2 separate regions of the Homo sapiens genome follow, and region 2 is linked to region 1. Evidence: chromatin loops called from intact Hi-C (ENCODE). Cell type or tissue: heart right ventricle. All regions are shown on one strand. Links, peaks and the distances in the headings refer to the core of each region. The heading gives the core; the rest is flanking DNA. Region 1 has its middle 25 kb from the start of LINC01203. Region 2 has its middle 90 kb from the start of EGFL6.

The links. Peaks named below come from ENCODE experiments on the same cell type or tissue, not always from the same donor. Only the 100,000 strongest peaks of a DNase experiment are listed, where the experiment ranks them.
Region 2: a loop joins it to region 1, with 2.2 times the contacts of the local background. A loop is called at or near these places in 21 of 110 quality-filtered maps.

The regions. Positions count from the first base shown.
Region 1 is chrX:13,354,427-13,366,197 of GRCh38, forward strand. No RefSeq gene overlaps it. Among named protein-coding and RNA genes, the nearest start is that of LINC01203, 25 kb to the left of the region's middle. In heart right ventricle, for the core only: no CTCF peak of the experiment used is centred there; DNase peaks (open chromatin) are centred at 3,735 and 5,935; H3K27ac peaks cover 795 bases.
Region 2 is chrX:13,473,635-13,485,405 of GRCh38, forward strand. No RefSeq gene overlaps it. Among named protein-coding and RNA genes, the nearest start is that of EGFL6, 90 kb to the right of the region's middle. RefSeq lists an enhancer at 19-68. In heart right ventricle, for the core only: no CTCF peak of the experiment used is centred there; a DNase peak (open chromatin) is centred at 5,259; H3K27ac peaks cover 1,388 bases.

The sequences.
Region 1 (11,771 bases), core at 3,478-8,477:
ATCTCTATAAAAAATAGAAAAAATTACCCAGGTATGGTGACACGCTACTGTGGTCCCAGCTACTCGGGAGGCAGTGGCGGGAGGATCACCTGGGCCCAGGGAGGTCTAAGCTGCAGTGAGCCGTGCTCATGCCACTGCACTCCAACCCAGGTGACAGAGCAAAACCCCTGTCTCTAAAAAAAATAAAATGTATAAAGTATAATCAACAATTTCCCCATTTTTATTGTAAGATGTTTTAAACATATATTAATATACAGAGTGATATAACAGATACCCATGTGCTCAACACTCAGATGTAACAGATATTAACATTTTGACATTCCCCAGGCCCTCTTCCTGGTTCCTACCCTTCCTCTTGCTGTGGAGGCCACCCCCATCTGGATCAATCTTCTCCATATTTTACACTATTACCATAAATGCATGTATCCACAGTAAGACTCTAGTTTTGAAAATGGCATCCTATCAGGCATTATGAGGAGCTTGCCTTTTCATTGGTTGTTTTGATGAATCTTACCTATGTTGTTCTAGTTCCCTCGTTTGATTTGCTCTGTAATATTCCATCGCTGAATATAGTACAATCTACATATCTGTTGTTTGGTTGGTGAACATTTAAGTTACTTCCATTTTTCACCATTACAAACATGCTGCAAAAACCAATCTGGTGTGTGATTCACTGTGCACATGTCAGATAACCTCTCTAGGTTAAAGATTCACAAAGGTAGAGTGAGAACTTTCATTCCAGCATGATTTATCAACTTATACCACCAATGTATGAAAGTTTCTTTTCCTTCATTTTGCAAATCTGTTGGCTGTGAAATGGCATATTCTTGTTTAGTTTGCATTTCCTAAAAACTAGAGAAATAGAGCAACATTCCATTCATTTGGTATTCAAGTTTCCTCTTCTGTGAATTTGCTTTTTCATATATTTTGCCCATTTGGAGTATTTGTCTTTTTCTTGCTGAATTGTAAACATTTTTTTACATATTTTAAATACCAACATTTGTTGATTATATGCATTGCAAATATCTTCTTCCTGTCTATAATTTCTTTTAATTTTAAGGTGCTTTTTTCTTGTATTTAAGTTTGTAATTTTAGTGTAGTTATATTTGTCTATTTTTTCCTTAATTAAGGGTTTTGTTTTCTTGTGCTTGTCTATGGAAGATTTAAGATTATAAAGATTTTCTCCTTTATTTTCTTCCAGAAGTTTACATGGTTTCTTTTGACATTTAAATCTTTGTCTGGAATTTATCTTTGTGTGATATAAGCTAGTGACTTAATTTTCTTTTCAGAAGGATAACTAATTTCCCAGACTCGTTTGTTGAATAGTTTATACTTGCCCCACTAATTTGTAAGATCTTCTCTGTCACGCATCAAATCTCTGTGTATGCCTGGATCTGTTTTGTCCAACTCTGCACAAGTAGCATGCTATCTAAATTACTATATTTTAAAAAGTAAGTCTTGATATTTGGTAGGGCAAGTTTCATGTGTCTTAACTATTATGGTCTCTTTCTCATCTATATGAATGTTAAGGTCAGCTCATCAGTTTCCACAGAAAATCCTTTCTAGATTTTGATTTGAATTACATTGCATTTATAGATTAGTTTGAGAAGCATCATCTTCCCGATCTTGTCTTTCCTTTCATGAACCTGCTATATTTCTGCATATATTTAGGCCATCTTACACATCTTTCAGTACTGTTTTGTATTTTTCTCCATAAAAGGTTTTGCATACCTTGTGTAAATTTATTCTTAGGCATCTTTTAGGTCATATAACTGTGGTAAATGAGAACTTTATTCTAAAACATTTTCTATGCCTATCAACATTTTCTCCGCTATTTTTTTCTTTTATGTTTTATACCTAATTTTTTTTTTTTTTTTTGAGACGTAGCTTCACTCTTGTTGCCCAGGCTGGAGTGCAATGGCGTGATCTTGGCTCACCACACCCTCCACCTCCCGGGTTCAAGCGATTCTCCTGTCTCAGTCTCCAGAATAGCTGGGATTACAGGCATGCGCCACCACACCGGGCTAATTTTGTATTTTTAGTAGAGACGGGGTTTCTCCATGTTGGTCAGGCTGGTCTCGAACTCCCAACCTCAGGTGATCCGCCTGCCTCAGCCTCCCAAAGTGCTGGGATTACAGGCGTGAGCCACTGCACCCAGCCTGCTTTTATGTTTTATACCTAATTCTTAAAAGTATTTGCATTTTATTCTTTGCATGATGTGAGATGTGAATATAACACTTTCCCCCGAGTCAATTATTTTCAACTCTGACGAATAATCTCTTAACCCATTGGTTTGTGAGTCTTCCTTTGTTATCTGTTATCTTCTCATATATCAGGACTCTTTTTTACAATCACTTTGTTTTCGTTGATGATATATATCCATTTCCATGCCAGTATATGATCTCATTTCCGTAGTTTTTAATGTGTCTGTGTGTGTTTGTGTGTGTATACATACACACAAAAAAGTAGAACAATGAAATAATGTGTCTCTTTCTAGAAGAAGTATTAAGAGGCAGGAAGATTGCTTGAGCCCAGGAGTTTGAGACTGCAGTGTGCTACTATGATTGGACCTGTGAATAGCCACTATACTCCAAACTGAGCAACACAGTCAGGTCCCATCTCTTTTTTTCTTTTTTCTTTTTCTTTTTTTTTGAGCCTGAGTCTCGTTCTGTTGCCCAGGCTGGAGTGCAGTGGCGTGATCTCTGCTCACTGCAACTTCCACCTCCCAGGTTCAAGCGATTCTCCTGTCTCAGCCTCCTGAGTAGCTGGGATTACAGGTGCGCCACCATGCCTGGCTAATTTTTATATTTTTAGTAGAGACGGGATTTCACCATGTTGGCCAGGCTGGTCTCGGACTCCTGACCTCAAATGATCTGCTTGCCTCGGCCTCCCAAAGTGCTGGGATTACAGGCGTGAGCCACCCACCGCACCCGTCCTGAGGTCCCATCTCTAAAAAAATAAAAAGTATTGAACCAAGGTCCTCTCACGTAATTTTTCACAATTTATATTATGCTTTAATATCTAGCAGAGCAGCTCAATTAATTACTCTTGGAGTGTGTTAAACCAATATGCTAATTTGGGAAAAATTTACCTCCATAATATTCAGTCTTCTTATTCTGTATTCATCCAATCATCTTATTCTATATTCATATATTCATGTTTTCTTGTAACTTTCTCAGTTGCAGTTTGTAATTTTCCTCACATAGATTCAGTTTTAAAATTAACATTATGTCTAGACATTTTAGGGTGGAGTGTTGTTTCCCCAACACCTCATATATCTTGGTTAGTTACTTCAGGGAGAGCAGGAGAGCTGGTTACTTTTGTTCACTTATCTTTAACCAGTCATTTTACTAAACTCCCATAAAGATAGCCACTTTTTAATTATCTTGGGGTTTCTCAGTAGGCAATTATATCATCTCTAATAATACTTTTTGTTTTCTCATTTCCAATAGCAACGTCCCTATATCTGTTTTAGAATTATATTAACTAATACAATGGCAGTAAGGATCTTTGTTTTCTTTCTGATGTTATGGGATCCTGTTTCTATTTTGGTTCTTTGTCCTGTAGTGTGGGTGCTCATTAAAGGACTTCCTTTGTGTTTTGTCTGGATTATTCTCCAGGCAGCTGGTAAGCTCCTTGTGAAGACAGCCCATCCTGTTCTAACATGTCTGATACTCTGTGTCTGGTCTCTGCAGCTCCTGGCACACAGCAGGGAACTTGATTAGGGCCTGAAAGAATGTGTCTTATGCTGGATTCTTGGGAGGCCCTAAAAGATCTGCACTGCTTCTTTCTGGATGTGGCCATGTGTTTAGAAACATCTGCTCTCCTAGAAGTCTGGGGTTCCTGTTCCAGCTTCGAGCAGACACTTGGGTTTCCCTTACAGGCTACTGTCTGTTGTTGACCACATACTCAGGAATAAATGGAAATTGCAGCAATTTTGTCAGTAGGGTTTTGACAAACTGAGAGATTCCAAACAGAAAATAAAGAGATTCTAAACAGAAATACTTACTTGTTATAAAATAGCACATGCAAATTTCCCACCAATCCCATCACCAAAGGTAAGCACCACTAACAATTTAGGGTTTGTGTTTATGCACACTTGTACACATAAATACATGCATTTCTAGATGTGTGTTCTATGCTTTTCAAACATATGCATGTTTGAATAATGTGAGCCCATTTTTGTAACTTCTTTCCAATTTTATGTAAATATTGTTTATTCGTTTTAGCAGCTATATATGCCACCATATGGCTAGACTATAATCATCTTTTCTCCTATTAATATATATTTCTAGTTTGTTTCCTTGTGTCTTAAACCAACTTATATTTAGGATAGATTTCTAGAAGTAGGTTGTCGAAGTATAAGGTAAACTTTTTTTTTAATTTAGCTTAATTTTAACATACTTTCAATTCATTCTTTGACCATAAAAATTTAGAGTCTGGTCCATGAACCATGACTTATTGGTCTGTGATAAGTACAGACATTAAGAGTAAGTGTTTAGAAGTGTTTATCATAATTTGATATTTCTATGATATCCAAACATGAATTTTATATTTTACAAAAGCATCGGACTGAAAAAGAAAACCTGATTATTTTAAAATAACAATAGTAATGCTAAAACAAATTGTGGAAAGGGCTCATTTGGACAATATGGGTTAAGTGAGGCCAAAAGCTTTTCACTGTGAAAATCAAAATATTTAAGGAGTAGTGTCTTAGAAGACATATGAGGGATAAATGAAAAAAAATGTTATTTTTAAAATATGATGTTGAAAAAAAATATGCTGTATTTGGAGCTGGATATGGGGTATGACCAATTATATAATAATTTCTTATCAGAAAAAAAGAATAAAAGGACCTGATTCTGCACCATGAATAATTGGGAAGCACTGCTTCCATGAGCAGTCAAAGGGAGTTTCCATTTTCTTTTCTGAATCCTCACCTCTAGCTCACATTGTCAAAAATCAAAATGTTTGTTTTATAATCTGTTGGTTATAAACACTCTCACTGTTGTTTTGATGTGAATTTCTGTGATTACTAATGATGTCCGTATCTTTACTCGTTATTTGGGTTTCTTCTTGTTATTTATATCGTTTGTGCTATTTTTTATTGGCTTGGAGATTTTTCTTTTTTTTCTGGTATCTGTGGATTTCACATACTTATATTTGAGCTCCTCTATTATTTCAGAAGTAATTTTGTTATACTTTACCCAGTAAATTCTATGTGTTGAGAGCATGAAGAATTGGCCTCTCCTCTAGGCTCCATTATATTTTCTTATTGGGCACTGCTGGTTTAATGATATAGCTATAGATTTTTGTATAGTTGTCTTTCTTTTGCACTCTCTTACTGCTAATAGTAGTTTTTTAGGGAATACAATTTTCTCTTTCTCTGTACCTCTTTCTTTTCTATTCTTTCCTTACAGCAGTACCATATTTACTGGACATGCCTTTACAAACAATTTCAATTCTGTCAGTAATGCACATCATGGTCCATAGTCAGTTGACCTGTCATCAGAGTCTGTATGACGGTCAAAAAACAAAATGAAAGAAAGCAAAACACAGTTTAAAACTGAAAAATTGCTGTTCATTAAGTCGAGGTTATTTAGAAAAAGAAATTGTTAGGGATTCCCGTAGGGTCAGTCTCTGATATCAGGACTGTCCATTCTCTCAAACAATAATGCTGTCCAGTCTCTTCAGAGGCTTTCTGATTTGGCCCTGTTCCTATCCTTTGTCCAGGACTTTTCTCCACACACTTTCTCTTAAGCCAAATGGCAGGTCAAATGAAGCCCTGAAATACAGCCATCTGTGGGTGTTGAAGTGGGGATGATTGTGGTCAGCCCTGGGAAGCTGGGCATGCATGTCACAGATTTAGAAAGTACTGCTGGCTGGCAAGCTGATGGAGGGCAAAATGTGCACATGGAAGCAAATGCACAGCTTCAAGTGATCAAGTGTCAGTGCAGACAGCAGGTGATGAGGGTGGCTCACACCACCTGCTGGAGCACAGCTGTCAGAAAGGGGATAGCCACGTGTGGGGCCACAGGCAGTGCCAACCCAACAGGTGAAAGCCCAGGACAGAGAAGAGCCCAGAAGCTCTGAGGCAGACATTTGGGTCACAGCCTGGGATGCACAGTCATGCCTTGTGCCCAAAATGAAATGCCAGCAAGTGTTTCTCTCTCTGTGTTCTCAAAAGATCTCTTCCTCATGTATCTTAATTAGTTAAGATTTGGGGTCTTGGGGCAGCCTCTTGAATGCCATCAGACATAATAAGTTCTACAGCCAGGGTCATTGGCCTGACTTCCAGGATTATGAAGGGTCAAAAAGTCCCACATGTCCTAACTACAAGGCAGGCGCCAGTGAAGACAAGCTGTTAGGTAAGACATAATATTTTTGGAGAGATATAAAGGACAGAGGTCAGTTGTGAGGGCAGGCATGGACCCAGCATCGAACCAGCAAGGCACAGGTTAAGTGAGACACTGAGCAGGGCCCAGTTCTGTTCAGCAGCAGAACAGAAATCACCTGACAAATCCAGAAGTCACATCAGAAGGGGTTAACTGGGAAAGACAGCTCAGGAACTAGGGTGTTACACAGTCTGACCATAGGCTACTTTTTACAGGCCCAAAGTCCCATCACCATGGACAAATTTTGATGGTTGCTTTAAATATGCTCATTTGTGAATCCAGTGTCTGATGAATAACGTGTGGTCTCTTGATATGTGGGGCCTGTAATTAAGTGGAATATAAAATAGTAAATCATTTTGACCATTAGCAAAGTTTCTCTTTGTTCATTTAATGAAAATGCTCAGTATTGGCAAAAGAGCAGAGAAACAGGTGTCCTCATATACAACCTATGAGAGGTAAACTGAGGCCTTTCCAAGGAATAATGTGGTGACTAGAATCAAAACCCTTTCAATGCACATACCTTTTAATCTAGCAACTCCACTTCTATGAACATATCATAACATATATATAATAGTTTAAGTGCAGGCTGGATGCAGTGGCTCACGGCTATAATCCCAACACTTTCGGAGGCTGAGGAGGAGGATTGCTTAAGCTCAGGAGATCGAGACCGGCCTGGGAAACAAAGTGAGACTGCCTCTCTACAAAACAAATGGAAAAAAAAAATTAGCCAGGCATGGTAGCGTACACCTATAGTCCCAGCTACTCAGCAGGCTGAGGCAGAAGGAGTGCTTGAGCCTGGAAGGTCAAGGCTGCAGTGAGCTGTGATTGCACTACTACATTTCAGCCTGGGAGACACAGAGTGAGACCTTGTCTAAAATAAAAAAAAATTAAAAAAATAAATAAAAAGTCTAAGTGCAAAGATGTTTGATGCTCTGTTGTATATAATAGCAAAATATGACACCACTGAAGCAAGATAGATTCTTCACACCACTACCCTCAGCCCCTTGCTTTTAGTACACCTGTGGTGGACAGTTTCATGCATGGTCCCAGCCTTTCACTGTGGGCTTACCTTGCTGGCTCAAGGCTTTTCTGCTTCAGAGTTTTCTTGGATCCCACAGAAGGCCATTCTGCCTGTGTTGGATGTGGCAGAGAAAAGTGGGGTAGTTAATATTCCCAGGGGACCACAGTGCAGCAATGAGAGAAAGAAATGGAGGACGAATGCTCCAACCTCTCCATCCAGAGACCATTTTGAGGACTATTCTACGTGATTCCTCCAAGGGACCCCATGGGATTGAGCTTCAGTTGCCCACAGCGATCAGCAACTCACTAACACACCTTTGTGGCTTTGCTCTTTCCTTGACTTACTCTCCCCACCCCTCTCTTCTGCTTCTCTCACATAAATTCTTGCAAATCCTTGTCTCGGATCTCAGACTTTACTTTCAAGGGAACTCAAATCATGAGTCAATCTAAACATCAGAAATAGGGGTTAAATTAACAAGGGTACATTCATACAATGGAATATAATGCAGCCACTAAAATTACCTAAGATCCAAGGAAAAAGAAAGCATATGGCCTCACAAACGTGTACATAAATGTTAAAAGAAGATGTATTTCAAATAGCCCAAAACTGGAAACAATACAAATGTCCACATTTGCATGTGAGTGGATAAATAAATTGTGGTATATCCATATAACAGAATATTCTTCAGTGATAAAAGGGATTGAACTATTGATATAGGTAACAATATGAACCTCAAAATAAGTATGCTGAGTCAAAGAATGCAGACACAAAGAGTGCATAGTATAATATTCCATTTATATAAAATTCTTTTTTTTTTTTTGAGATGGAGTCTTGCTGTGTCGCCCAGACTGGAGTACAGTGGCATAATCTCGGCTCACTGCAACCCCCACTTCCTGGGTTCAAGCAATTCTCCTGCCTCAGCCTTCCAAGTAGCTGGGATTACAGGCACCTGCCACCACACTCAGCTAATTTTTGTATTTATAGTAGAGACAGGGTTTCGCCATGTTGGCCAGGCTGGCTCTAACTGCTGACTGCAGGTGATCCACCTGCCTCGGCCTCCCATAGTGCTGGGATTACAGACGTGAGCCATCGTGCCTGGCCCATTTATATAAAATTCTAATGCAAACTAATCTATACTGACAGCATTTCAGTGGTTACCTGGGGTAGGGGTTGGGGTGGGTGTGGACAGAAAGAAGAAAGTGGGATTACAAAGAGGCACAAGAAAACTTTTAGGGGAGATGGACATGTTCCTTATCTTGATTGCAGTGTTGGTTTCATGGGTATAAGCATAGGTTAAAACTTATCAGAATATACCCTTTAACTATGTGTGGCTTACTTTTTGCCAGTTATACCTCAGTAAGTTTGTTAAAGATGAAAAATGACCTTGGATAAAAATAATTAATGACACTAAAATTATTCATGTTAAAGTATTAGTTTGAAATAAAAGGCTAGCTTTAAATCAATATTTATGAGCATAGATACCCATACAAATTCGTAGATTAATGATCAAAATGGAAAAGTCCAAAACGTTACTAGTGTTCATCTCAGAGTCTGGGATGACATGCATTTTCATTTTTTTTCTTTTCATATACCTGTATCTTCCTAATATTGATAAATATATATTACTTCTGTAAAATAGAAAATCAGTAGATAAAACACAACACAAGGTATCTTATGCTACATGCTAGGAAAATGGTAGAGGCCAAAGATTTTTCAAATTTGTTGTTTTAGAGCCCTGGGAGTTTCATGAAAGTGCCTCAGGGATTATCCCAGGAGGAAAATTAGAATACATAGGCCAGTGTCTTCATGGCACCTCTAAATAGAGGAGCTGTTTTCATTTAAGGAACAAATGTGAAGGTCTGAAGAAGGCTAATTATTGGGGCCTGGGGCAGTTGTGGAATGCTTTGAGGTTAAGACAGAAGTGAGTAGGAAAGATGGGCCTTGACTAGGCAAAGAACAGAAAGTGAGTCTTCTAGAAAAGTCTGAGCAAAATTACTAATGGCACCTGTTACCCTCTGTAGCATATTTTTTTCTGCTTCCATTACTATTCAACTCTTCACTCAAATGAGAACTTACCACTGCAAAACATCTGGGCAAATTCTAGGCCTACTCAAAATCACTTGGGTTAGGAATCCAAGGGACTCAATAGCACTGCCACGGGTGCTGGTGGGAACACTAAAAAGGAGTGGAGTTTATCTCCCTTCCCAATCTCCATCAGATCCCCTTCCCCGTTTTTGATGTGTACCACTAATATTTTCTCAAGGTAATATGAATTTCTTTGCTAACGTAACTAAAAGGCCCTGCCAGCCTTTCAAATAGGTCTCTGTTCTCCTAGAGCTGCCATGGAAAGAACTGAAAATCTGGAAAGGACCACATTGAGTCATTGTCCTCATGTGAAGTTCTCCAAAGAGCCTTTTAAGATGCCAGAAGGATCTTCTACTGGTGTTCTTTTCTCCCTTTAGCAGCCCTTGAGCCTGCTGCAATAAACTCATAACTTTTTTGGACTCAACCAAATGGGGCATAGGGAGGGCATGTGGCATGAACTACTGCCAAGGCATGCATGAGGCAATGAGCTGGCTATGCAAAGACTCATCCCAAAGTCCATGAGGCAGCATGTGCTCCTTGGACCAAGAGGAGGGAGAAAGGGATGTGCACTGGGGCTTACTGTCTCCTCCATCCTCATCATCCTAGCTCAATACTAGACAAAGTGTCTTCGCTAGCACTGAAATCTGAGTGTCTTGTTAGGTCGATGTTTGGAAGACAGTCAAAAGTACGTGACAGGCCAAGGGTTGCCAAGGAATAGAAAAGCAGTGGATTTGTTTCCTGGCTGATGGCCAGCTGCAAGGCTTTCTTAAATGACAGCCAAGAAGCAGTAAATCAGGTACAATGGAGTCCTATCCATGGAGAGATTGTCTCTACAAAGTGTTATACTTCAAGTTAAATGGTCACAGACAATTCAGCTTCAGAATAACTTAAAACAGCATTTCCATCTGCTTGAACCCGGGTTCCAATTAAAACAGAGAAGTATTAGTCTAACCCAGTCCTCCACTGTTACCAACTAAGACATGCTCTGGAAGATTTAAAAAGCAGCACAGCCATGAACTGAGGAACGGGTTTCAAATTTACTTACAGAAAATACAGTTTATTTTCATCTCCCTAGAGAGAGACAATCCTGTTAAAATCACAGTTTTATATGTAGCCTGTAGGACCAAGAAAAAGGAGCAGTTGAATATATTAATATTTCTCAGTTTAGATGAGAGCGAATAGTTAAATTTAGCTTTATCGAAGAAACAACTATTCCATGTATCACTATCCAAGGAATTTCAGTAACTTTTTTTATTTATTGATTGATTTATTTATTGAGACAGGGTCTTTCTCTGTCACCCAGGCTGGAGTGCAGTGGCACAATCATGGCTCACTGTGCAGACTCGAACTCTTGGGCTCAGGCAATCCTCTCCCCTCAGGCTCTCAAGTAGCTGGGACTACAGGCACGTGCCACCACGCCTGCCTAACTGGTGGCATTTGCCTGTAGTATGCTGAAGTGCCAGTAACTTTAGCATAATGTTTGCATTTGCGGCTACGTATTTCCTAAGTGGATGCTTCTCAGCCTTTCATGTACATGTGGAAGATGAGCACATTTTTAGGACACACTAGGGTAAAGGAATAGTAGGGCTGCTTACAGGAGGCCCCACCTGGCCACTCCAGGGATTGAGAAATCAGTATCTCTCCAGGCTGGGATCCCCATCAGTTTCCAGGTGGCTGCTTCCTGAGTTTTAGAACAGGCATTGTCAACCTTGGCCGCACATTGGACTCACCTGAGGAACTTTAAAATATGCATGACCTGGTCCCACCCCAGAGTTCCTAATTTAATTGGTCTGAGGTATGGCCTAGGCCTCAGGATTTGAAAAAGCTCCCCAGGTAATACTGATGGCCAGCCAAGAATGAGAAGCACTGTTTTAGAGCAGGGGTCACCAGCCTGTTTTTGCAAATAAAGTTGTATTGAAACACAGCCACCATTTGGTTACATACTGCCTATGGTGGCGCTCATGCTACCACGGAAGAGTTCAGTAGTTACAACGGAGATCTTATAACCTGAAAAACAAAAAATATTTACTATCTGCTTCTTTACAGAAAATGTTTGCTGAGCCTGTTTTAAAGGGAAGCTTCAGGAGGACTTTCAGTGTCATATGAAAAATAGTTTACAAGGATTTTTGCTCAAGGTAGTGGCAGAATTCTCATAAGGGACTCTCACAGGGACAAAATATTCAAAGTACACAAACATTCAGGTACCACGAAGGTAAATGAGCATTCATAGCCTTTCTTGTTTTCCCCTCGCCTTACAAGGCACATGCTGT
Region 2 (11,771 bases), core at 2,406-7,405, 120 kb after region 1:
TGTTTTGAAAACAACTTGTAACCAACTAAACAAAATAGCCTGATTCTTTGTTTACCAGAAAGAGAAATGAAGGCAACTGCAAGGCAGAACTGAGAAAACTGTGCCTTTGAAAGCACAGACCGTACAGGGAGGGACATGGCTGCTATTTTCAGACTTGTGTGGGTGTGAGGGTAACAGGCCTCTGGAAACAGCTGTTTAACAACAGAATATGAGAAGTCTCCCAGGACTCCAACACCCACCCTCTACAGTGAACCAAGGGAAAGTTCACGAGAGCCAGGGGAGTTCAATACATTGAAAACAATCCGAAATGGGGATTCAACACTGGGGTTTCAATGAGCTGCAGTATTTAGCAAGGCTTTGCCCGCTCTGTTCAAAAGAACAACTCCAGGAAACTGAAAAGCCAAACCAGAAACAGACATGGTGTACTTGCTGAAAGAACTACCCTCAAAGCCGTTTCTGCAGGGATCCAGCCTCCCTCTGGGGGCCTGACAAACTGCCTGCTTCTGGAAGGAAACAGGCTTAGGTAGAGGGACAATTGACTCTTGGGCAAACTTTTGTTTCAGGATCCAACATTAAATGCAAACTCTTTGTTACAATGAAGGAAAGAAGATGGTTTGGAGACTGAACTTGCTTTCATTTTTGTTTTAATGAATCTTGATACGCACTTTTCACAGCTTGTCCCCATGCATTGGAAAGTAAAACCAACCCATTTCCACCCAGCTAGAGAGAACACACTATAAATAGGACCCAAATGGTGGTTCATTAAAAGCTGGATGACAAGCTGAACCGTGTCTTTTTGTTTTTCCCTCAAAAACTGTACGTTCTAGTAAGGAAGACGTCTTGTAATTTAAGGTACAGTTATTCTAAGAATGCTGTATATTTAGCCATCCTTTGGTGAACATTTTTAGTATTTGTTCATTCTATCATTCACTTAAAAAAATCTATATTCATTGCTTGCTGCATGTTAGACATCATGCTAGGCGTGGGGGTAAAGTGATGAGCAAAACAGACACCACCGTTTCAGGGAATAAGTGACGCACAGAGGGATACAGACAACTACTTATCCAGTTGAGGGCTGAGAAGGAAAGGAATATTTTCCATCACCCAAGTTCAAGATCTCCTTCCCCAGTTTTTTATTTTCTGTTCTAAAATTAAACTCTATCCCGGATTAAATACAGTGGGACCACTCCCTAGAAACATGGGCCCCCCAAATCATCAGAAGGCAATAGTCTAATTATCCATTTCCCAAGGTCATCAGGATGATTCAGAGTTAAATAACGGCAGTGGTCCAGGCTGAAATAGAACTCATGCTGTCAGGCCTTATTGCAGTTCTCAGGTTCTTCCCTTTGGATGTCCTGCAAACAGCTCCTAGGACGAGAACACACGTGCATCCTCCCAAACATAACTTACAATTAAATTTACTGAGAAAAGTAGCAGCTCGTCCCCTAAAAAACTGTGAAGTCCGCAAAGACATAACCCAGCTAAAAGATGCACACAAATTATATTACTAAAATGTATGCAATGTATGCAATCAAATTGAAATAGGGAGATTTCCCAGTAAAATCTAGTTACTTGACCACAGCAAAGGCCTTCCTCAATAACAATAGATACCACTTGCTTTATATTCATATAACTAAAAGAAAGTTTTCTCAAAACAAAGGGATAGTTTGCCTCAAATATAAATCCACATCTCCCTCTCTTATGTAGCAAAATACACACCCCCAACATTTAACTACCTATTTGTTCAGTATTTGTTCTTTGAGGTCCCCAAAGCTGTGACTAAGGTCCAGTCCTAACCAGGATCACCTTATTATACTGGTTTACAAGATTTGCAGGTGGCGCAAAGCTGAGTGTGGGACGGGGAGTCTCTGAAAGAACTCTGATCAAAGTAAACCTAAATAAGCTGAATTCAGACACCAATGTTACCCAGATGACAGGTAACCGCCAACTCAGGGTCCTTCACTTCAGGCGGAAAATATTAAGTGCAAAGGGATCAGATTGGGAAGCTGTCATCTAGTAACAATACGTAGGACTTGAGGTCTAAATTGACAGTAAGTTCTATATGAAATAACAACTTAATGGAAAGATCACAATTTTGGGGATTACAAAATAGGGTTCCCATCCTCTAACTTCTATCATACACAGTTCCTTTAAGCAACATTACTATCGCCATTTAAGGGTATTTTCTCTCTTTTCAACACTTGAAAAACACAAATCGTTCTTTACATCTTAGCATGAAATTAAAATATTGAATATTTGGGTTGAAGTGGTGGAGAGGCAGCTGTCTTGAGGTTAAATGGTCTAAAGCCAATGGAGCACAACTGAACAGTTTATCACAGCAAACAACATTCCTAAATGTAAATTTCAGAACGGCTATGGGAGATTGTAGGGAAGCTTGGGGACAGGGTTACACAGGCTGCAGAGCCTCCATTAAAAATAATTTGTATTAAAAAATAAAGACACAATCTTATTTTTACAAGGGGCAATAAATATGTATGGCTGGTTTTATTGACTTTCACTCAGAATGGAGCATGTATGCTTTGGAATTCCATTCTGTAAAGTTTCATTGGTAGTTGATAAGTCAGATCTGAAACCAGAAATTCACGCACACTCTCCTCTTCTTTTAAAAAGAACATTGAATATGCCAGTGTCCAGGGTTTTCTCTTTCGTTGTCATCCTCTCCAACCCTTTCTTCTTCTTCCTTCTAATGATATCAATCCCAAACAAATACCTTGCATTTGCTGCCTTGTACTCTTGCAACAAATACTTTGCCTGTGTTGCAGAATCCTTTTAGGAAAGCTTGCAAGCGGACAGCAGAGATCAGAACGGGACACTGGGGAAATCACCTGAACTGACACCTCACTCAGGGTGCCGGACAGCTTTAGGGAGATTAATCTCCGTGAAGCTGTCCAGCAAGACAAGAATGATGACTGACCATTTACATACTGGGCAGCCTTCCCATCTGGGTCATCAGCCTGGATTTATTCCCAGTTGTCAGGAACCCCAGAGGAGGTGACCTCCATTCAATTTGTCATGGACAACTGTTCTGATCACCCAGACAGCCTTCTCAATTTCCCTTTGGCTGGGGGCATGAGAATGATCAAAGACCAAATAGGTGCATGTAGAGTGGCCTCCATTCTATCCCTAATGGGATAATCCTGATGATTAGAGTCAGGCCTCCAAGAGATCATGGGCCATCTTTGATAGATTCACCACTGATGCCTGGACATCCAGAACTTTCAGAGATGATAAATCAGCTCTGAAGGAACAAAGGCTGGCACTATGAAACAAAAATGGGTGAAACATCAGTGCGACACTAGCAATGGTGCAGCGTAACAGAGTCAGGAAACACACCCAGTTCTTAAAATTCTGATGTCAAATCTGCTGCTAGCAAGAGCGTTCTGATAAAGCAGTTAACAGTTCTGTGCATGGATTTCTCACCAACTCTATAATCACACCACCTATTTATCCCAAAGGAGCAATGTCAGGTTAACCCCACAAACAAATCTTTTTTTTTTTTGTTTGTTTGAGACAGAGTCTCACTCTGTCGCCCAGGCTAGAGTGCAGTGGTGTGATATTGGCTCACTTCAACCTCTGCCTCCCGGGTTCAGGTGATTCTCGTGCCTCAGCCTCCCTGGTAGCTGGGATTACAGGCGTGCGCCACCACACCTGACTAATTTTTGTATTTTTAGTAGAGATGGAATTTCACCATGTTGGCCAGGCTGGTCTCAAACTCCTGGTCTCGAGTGATCTGCCCACCTTGGCCTTCCAAAGTGCTGGGATTACAGGTGTAAGCCACTGTGCCCAGCCAGACAAATCTTATTTTAACACTACTTATTTATGCTTGTAAAGACTTTGCAATATCTGTACCAGGCAAATCTAAGGCTGTTTGCTCAACTATGAAAGTGTATTTTCCCTTACATGGTCTCCTAGACCTTAAACAACCTTATTACATTACCCATATTCACCAGGTACTTTACTTTTAAAATAATTCTCATTTAGTTTTCTCATCAAACTTAAGTGGAAGAACTTTTTATTACCAGTTAACAGAAAAGTTACGAAGGTTTACAAAGACCCAGCCAGTGAGTGGTAGAGCTGAAATCCAGCCCTAATTGGGCCTAACCCCAAAGCCTCCAAGACAATAAGACCACCTCTGCCAATTTTGATAAGGGGTAGTCTAGTTTCCGCTCTTCCATGGATGAAGTCCATAAATCCAAGAAAGCCTACCACCCAGAAAAAGAGATCATTTATCCCCACCATCCAGAATAAAGGCAGGACACTGAGGCCAGGCACTGGCACCCATGCACAGATATGGCATGAGCTGTCTGTGGAAAATCTTCCCCATCATTACCAACCCTACATCATGGGCTTGGAAATTGCTGAATGTCTCTTTAGGCAAGAGCTGACTTAATACTTTGGTTTCTTAAAGGCTGTCTAGGAGAAATCAGAGCACTACACAGAGCCTCCATCTACTGCCCCGGAGCTAAATCCCCTTGGAATATGTCTTAGCAGGTTTGCTTTCAACCCCTCAAATTCTTTCGCCTGAAGTCTTCTAGATGCAAGAAACAGATGCTCCTTCAGCCTCCTGAAATAAGAGAGGTTTAATACTGGAGTGCACCTGGAGCAGTGAAGGGAGATGGAGGGTCCTAGATGCCAAGATACTTCTCTGACCATCTCAGAGCCTGCAGGTGGAGGAGAATTCTAGAACCTCAGGCTGCTCTCCCAGTCCCCAGATCTTCATCCAAGTTCTCCACCATTAACACAACCCAGCTGGTCTCCACAGATAACCTCATCTGTTTTTCTGTGCCTGCAACTTGTGCATCCTTTCTGTATTACCAGTTCAAAATCCTGAAGGGTGAAATCTACCTGGCCCAGTTAATCTGTTCCCAGCAGGTCCCACCTTAAGGCTCTGGCTGGTCTCTGGGTTGACTGATTCCTGAGCCCATCTACTTGATGCGGCTTCCCAGATTAAGAATGGATGTTGAAAAGGAGTAATTTCCATGAGAAGAGCCAAGCTTTTCCGCATCCATGCCACGCACCAACCTCTCCCCAAGTTTTTCCTGATATGCGATTCTCACTATCGCTTCATTCCAGTCTCTTCTGATGTCAGCTCTTTACAAAGACCTTCCTTCCCTTCAGTGTCTCCACTCCCTGACCCTGCTTTCTGTGCCTCCGGGCGCTTGCAATGACCTGATATTCTATTTCCTCATCAATTGGCTCTCATGCCAATCTCCCCAAGAGAGCAGGAACTGTTATCTCCCCCAGGGGAATGGAATGGCCCTACAGGGAGAGACTGCCTGTTCTCTGCAGTATTTCCAGGCCCTGGTATGCTGCCTGGTACAGCTGGCACTCAGAAGCTTGGGGAGTGAATTTGTATTTCCCACGTCATCATGACTGCTTTTCTTGCAATAAAGATCCCAACTTCTGCTCTCACCACTACACCTGCAACAGTATTTCAGATATTTGATGCTGGAGATGGCGAGTCCTAGTATTTTACAGTTGGCACAGACTCTACAAGTCATCGAGTTTCCTCATATCAACAGATTGCTCAAAAGCAACACACGTTCATAGTCACCTACCAATAGCAAACACAGTGCTTGGCACTGGAGATAAAAAGTGAATTAAGAAAGTGGTCATTCAAGTTGCTCCCAAGAGGAAATAGAGAGATACACAATTAATGTCAACACCAAGAGGCAAACATGACATATCCATGAGACTCTGGAGACAGAAGTGGCACTTAACCTGAGAGGAAGAGAGGGTATCAGGGGAGACTTCACAGAGGAGGTGATTGCTATTTGGAAGAAAGATTGCAAATTGATCCCAAAAAGAAGGAAGGAAAGGGTATCCAGGCAGAGACCAGAGCAAAAGCAAGGCGCAATGACACTTCAAATAATCCAGCCGGATGCATTTCAGAGCAATGAGCAGGAATGGTCACTAGACTGGAGCAGATTAGGAAGGTACACAGTAAGTTCTGTTTTGACAAGTGGAGTTGGCATAGCCTGCAAGACAACCAAGGGGAGAGGGTTCCAAAATAACTTCAGCTGTGAATGTTTGGCTCAAGAGAAGGCTAGAGCAAAGAATCACTGCATTAGAGATGAGGAAACAGACTCAGAGAAATGAAGCAATTGGATCAAGATCACACTGGAATTATGAGTGAATGAAGCCCAGGCCTTCTCCCCAGCAGCCCAATGATCCTGCCATCACCTGGCTGGCTTTCATCAAGCCAAGCCTCCATGCTGCACTGGAGAAGATGTCCCTGCCCAGACACCTCACCATTTGCACTTCCCAGGCCACCCTCTGCTTTTCTGTAGCGTGGAGAGTTCACCGTGATCATGGGAAGGCCAGGGCTTGTCCAGGGATTGGGCTAAGATGCTCCCATCACTAACTTGACTTGAAGAGTCATTATATGTGGGTGACTGCCCACACACCAGTAATTATCCAACCTGTTTTAAAAAATCCCCTGTAATAGAACAGGCTCTGTTTCATTCTGAAGGATGTCAGATTTAATTAAAATATTGTTCCACGTGTGTAAATATAGGTAGAGGAATAAATATAAGCATAGCACAATTAATCTTCTCTACTGTCTCTGATTTAGAATCTGGAAAGTCATCATTTTTATAGAACCCCCAACTTATCACTGGCACATACAGAGGACAAGTAACAGTCTGTTAAAAGCCATTGGGGAAACAGATATCATATTCCCTGGGAGACAAAGACCAGACTGCTGGTAGACTCTCAATATTTCAATATTTGTTCTTCCTTTCTTCTATAATAACAGAATGCCCAGCCTTTATTTGATTCATGGCCAGAGGGATAAGAGAAGAAATGATGTGACAAAATAAGGCAGGCACAGAGTGATAAATATCACACGTTCTCACTAATATGTGGGAGCTAAAATAAAAATGATCTCATGGACATAGAGAGTAGAATGATGATTACCAGAGGCTGGGAAGGGTAGTGGGGCATGGGGGTATAAAAGGGAATTGTTAATGGTTTTTTTTTTTTTCTTTTTGTACTTCAAGTTCTGGGATACATGTGCAGAATGTGCAGGTTCGTTACACAGGTATACACGTGCCATGGTGGTTTGCTGCACCCATAAACCTGTCATCTACATTAGGTATTTCTCCTAATGCTATCCCTCCCCTAGCCCCCCACCCACTGACAGGCCCCAGTGTGTGATGTTTCCCTCCCTGTGTCCATGTGTTCTCACTGTTTAGCTCCCACTTATGAGTGAGAACATGCGGTGTTTGGTTTTCTGTTTCTGTGTTACTTTGCTGAGAATGATGGTTTCCAGCTTCATCCACGTCCCTGCAAAGGACATGAACTCATCCTTTTTTATGGCTGCATACTATTCTATGGTGTATATGTGCCTCATTTTCTTTATCCAGTCTGTCATTGATGGACATTTCAGTTGGTTTCAAGTCTTTGCTATTGTGAATAGTGCTGCAATAAACATGAATGTGCATGTGTCTTTATAGTAGAATGATTTATAATCTTTTGGGTATATACAGACACTTCTCAAAAGAAGACATTTATGCAGACAACAAACATGAAAAAAAGCTCATCATCACTGGTCATTAGAGAAATGCAAATCAAAACCACAGTGAGATACCATCTCACGCCTGTTAGAATGGCGATCATTAAAAAGTCAGGAAACAACAGATCCTGGAGAGCTTGTGGGGAAATAGGAACACTTTTACACTGTTGGTGGTAGTGTAAATTAGTTCATCCATTGTGGAAGACAGTGTGGCAATTACTCAAGGTTAATTGTATTTTAAAAAATACAGTTAGAGCCCGACACGGTGGCTCGTGCTTGTAATCCCAGTATTTTGGGAGGCCGAGGTGGGCAGATCACCTGAGGTCAGGAATTTGAGACCAGCCTGGCCAATACGGCAAAACCCTGTCTCTACTAAAAATCACGCAAAAATTAGCCAGGCATGGTGGTGTGCACCTGTGATGCTAGCTACTCAGGAGGCTGAGGCAGGAGAATTGTTAGGACCCAGGAGGCAGAGTTTGCAGTGAGCCAAGATCGCGCCACTGCACTCCAGCCTGGGTGACAGAGTAAGACTCTGTCTCAAAAAATAAATAAAAATTCTAAAAATAAAAAATACAGTTAGAAGGAATAAGATCTAGTGTTCGGTAGCACACTAGAACAATTATAGTTAATAATTTATTGTATATTTCAAAATAACTAAAATAGTAGAATTAAAATGTTCCTAAGACAAATAAATGATAAATGCTTGAAGTGATGGATATGCCACCTATCCTCATGTGATCATTATACATTGTTTGCTTATAGCAAAATACCACATGTACATCATCAATATGTACAACTATTATATATCCATAATGATTAAAAATTTAAAAAAAAGAAAGGTGGTGCCCCCCTCTCCCCTTTTTCCTTGTTCCTTTCCAGGGAGACAAAGATAACAAGCTAAGGTAGCAGAGCAAGTGGGGGAAGGAGCCTGGGTCCCTAATGGGTGGAGCCACAGTACACAGAGAGAAATCAACTCTCAAGCCACTGTGGTGGATCCCTGTTACAGGCTGCTGCATCAATACCCTATCTATTGCAGACACCAATTTTAAAAGGATTCACCAGAAAATCTATGACACTATGCTTATTAAAGAGAAAAGTTGTATCTCATTTTTTTAAAATGGAGGCATAACCTAAATACCAATGTGCAAAATCCTAAGCGGGCCAGAGCTTGGTGAAATTTGCCATATCTATATGCTTATGAAACTATCATTCAGCTCAAGATGTAAAGCAGGCATGAGCAAACTCCCGCCCACAAACAGAAAATCCGGCCTCCTTTTTGTAAATAAAGTTTTACTGGAACACAGTTGTGCCCATTTGTTTACGTATGATTACGTATCATCTGCTGCATTTGCACTTCCATCAGAGTTGAGTAGTGATGACAGAGACCACATGTCTGTGAAGCCTAAAATATTATCTGGTCCTTTACAGGAAAAATTTGTCGACCTCTCTTATAGAGTATTCTGGAGCACACCAGAAGGCTCCCTCATGCCGTAAAAACGAATTTTTCCATCAAATCTTGGACTCAGGAAGCAAGAATGATTATAGAAAGAGGAATATGCAAGGAAGATAGCATTTGCCATACAGGCTAGAACCCTCTATTGATTTTGTCTCTTACTTATGGGCTAGATTTTGTAGCCTCCGTTGATTTTCTCCATTTCTTTGGAACAATCAAGCGTCTGACAGTTTTAGCTTGTCAACAAGTAGCCTGCCAATGGATTTCAGAGCTTCTATTTTTAAAATTGTCTCACAAGAGTGACTAAGAATTACATTTAAATGAACAGGAATGAAGAGGGAAACAGATTCCCTAGGCAGTTGTGGTCCTTTGTTTGGTCTGTAATTTTGTAGTCACATCTGACTGTGGTCCAGTTCATACAATCCTTTGTTTAGGTATTGGATCGATCTTGCAGGACATGGAAAATGAGAAGGGAGGCTGAGATTTCACAAGTTTGCCTTGGCCCCATTTCTTTTTTTTTTTTTTTTTTTTTGCCCTTACGGCATCCATCTTATGATTTTTTTTCTTGCCTTTTGAACTTTCTTCACCTTCAGTCTGTTCCTTGAGTTTTGCACAAGTTCTCTAAGGTGTCTGCTCTCTTGACAATACCAGGAAAGAGCCAAATAAATCAACCCAACAGCTCAATTGCACCTCTTTTATTGCCTAGGCAAGAACACATGCACGCCCACAATAAATCACCACCGCCCAAGAAGAGCATGTCCCAGATTAACGAGAAGCTCGGCCCTCTGTCTAGAACACTTCAAGAACATTGGATGTTCTTGAATTGGGATGGTAAGATGGTTCCCCTTGAATAGATGGTAAAGAACAGGTGTTCTCCTCCACCACAAGATCCTGGAACGGAGGCCTCAAATTCTGAAGCATTTTATCCTGTGCTCCACCCCATTTATCCAAATACAGACAACCAAAGGGCCACTGTGATAATGGAGAAGACACCCTGGACACACATACCCCAGAGGACAGGCAGAACCAAGACCACACCCAACTCACAAAGAGAATCTCTTCCAAAAATTTGTATTCACGTTTTAAGAACTCTAAAAGTAGGCTTACATTGGAGCAATGATTTAATGGGTGGCAGGCTCTCAGCCTAATTCTCCAGTCAATTCATTCTCTCCAGTCAAGTCATTATGGCGAGATCTCATAAAATAATGATCTTGCCAGTGTCTCAGAAACCTTAAGAAAAAAAGACTTTCTTGGCTAGCCCAGAAAGCAAATGACTACGTGTGTCACTGTTTCAATGAGTGTGAAGAGGAAAGCAAGATGTGGGCACAGAGGGTAGTGAGCTTTTTCCTCTTCCGAGCCACAACCCAGCCCTGTGCTGAGAAGGTGCAAAGTTTGAGGGGGGTGAGGACCTGAGGGTGAATAGTCATGGGGCTGAGAGGGATCTAGAAGGAGAAGTTGGGGCTCCAACCATACCCCTTGTGCACTCTGGCCTGACTTCCAATTGCCAGTATCTCAGCTCTTTGCCTGATGGTGGCCCAAGTCTCTCCCAGCCACAGCGGGCTGGAAGTACCTGAAAATAACCCCGCCTGGAAGTAGCTCTCAGGTATGACTGACCTCCCTCAACCTTTAAGAAGTCTGAGGCACATATTCCACACTGGTACCCCAGTGGGAATAAGACCCTGTTGCCCACAGTGAAAACTGCCTGATAAAAGCTCTTCGTATTAGCCTCCTTCCATTACCTATCTCACTTTCCCACTCCCAACCCAGTACTTCCTGGGGTCACCCCTCAAATAAATGACTTGCACTTGAATCCATATCTCAAGGTTTTCTGAGGAAGTGCTAACCAAGGCATTCGGGACAATGAAGGTACAAATCCGGAGGGGTGTGGGCAGATAGGCAACCCCTCTATCACCCACCCATCTCCAGTCCATGTGTGAACCCACGTCCTGACCCATCTCAGCAAGGGTCTGTAGACCCTCCGGTGCCACTTTGCAGAGCCACTAAATTGCAGTACCCAAAACACGAAATTATTTAAGAAATATGCTTGACTACATGTGAATAAGGTAGTGGGACTAAATACAGCCCACGACTGTTGCTTTTTGGCAATTACACAACGCCCTGAAATTGCAAATTGAGTGCAATAAGTTATTGAAAGTGCCAAGTTACTCTTAACCAGCTAGGGAGTTTTAATACCACTTTTAATTTTCTCTCTATCCCTATCTCTATCTTTCAGACAAAGAAGCCATACTATTCTTGCTTCAACAAGAGAAGTGCCATTTCCTTCTGTGGCCCTTGCTCAGGTGTTAGGGGTTGCTTCATTGCGATCTTTATTTTTTTGCGCCACCTCCCTAGGTCCCATCCTCCTAGTGAAAGGCCCCCCGCCAACTCCCCCACCCCGCCAATCTATCCACATGGCAGCCATCTCCCCAACACTGCCCCCAGCTCTTCCTTGACTGCACTTTCCCTCTGGGAATGCAGAGACAGCATCTTCCCCTCTCTATGTAAGTCAGGGAAATCCAAGCTCTCCTACTCCACTCTCTCCTTAATTTCACACATTAACACAAGGCTGTGTGTATGCTGTCTGCCTTACTGAAAGGTAGAAAAATGACAGCCTGGAAATAGCTTGTATGGGGATTCTGCATCAGGCTGTTCCCAGAGTTTAACAAAGTTATAAGGATAAAGTCACACCTTTACCACAGTACCTTCAGGAATGTGAGAGGCAGGTGGCATAGTCTTTATGGGTGTGGCTCTGAAGCAGCTGGAATGCATGAATCTAAGTCT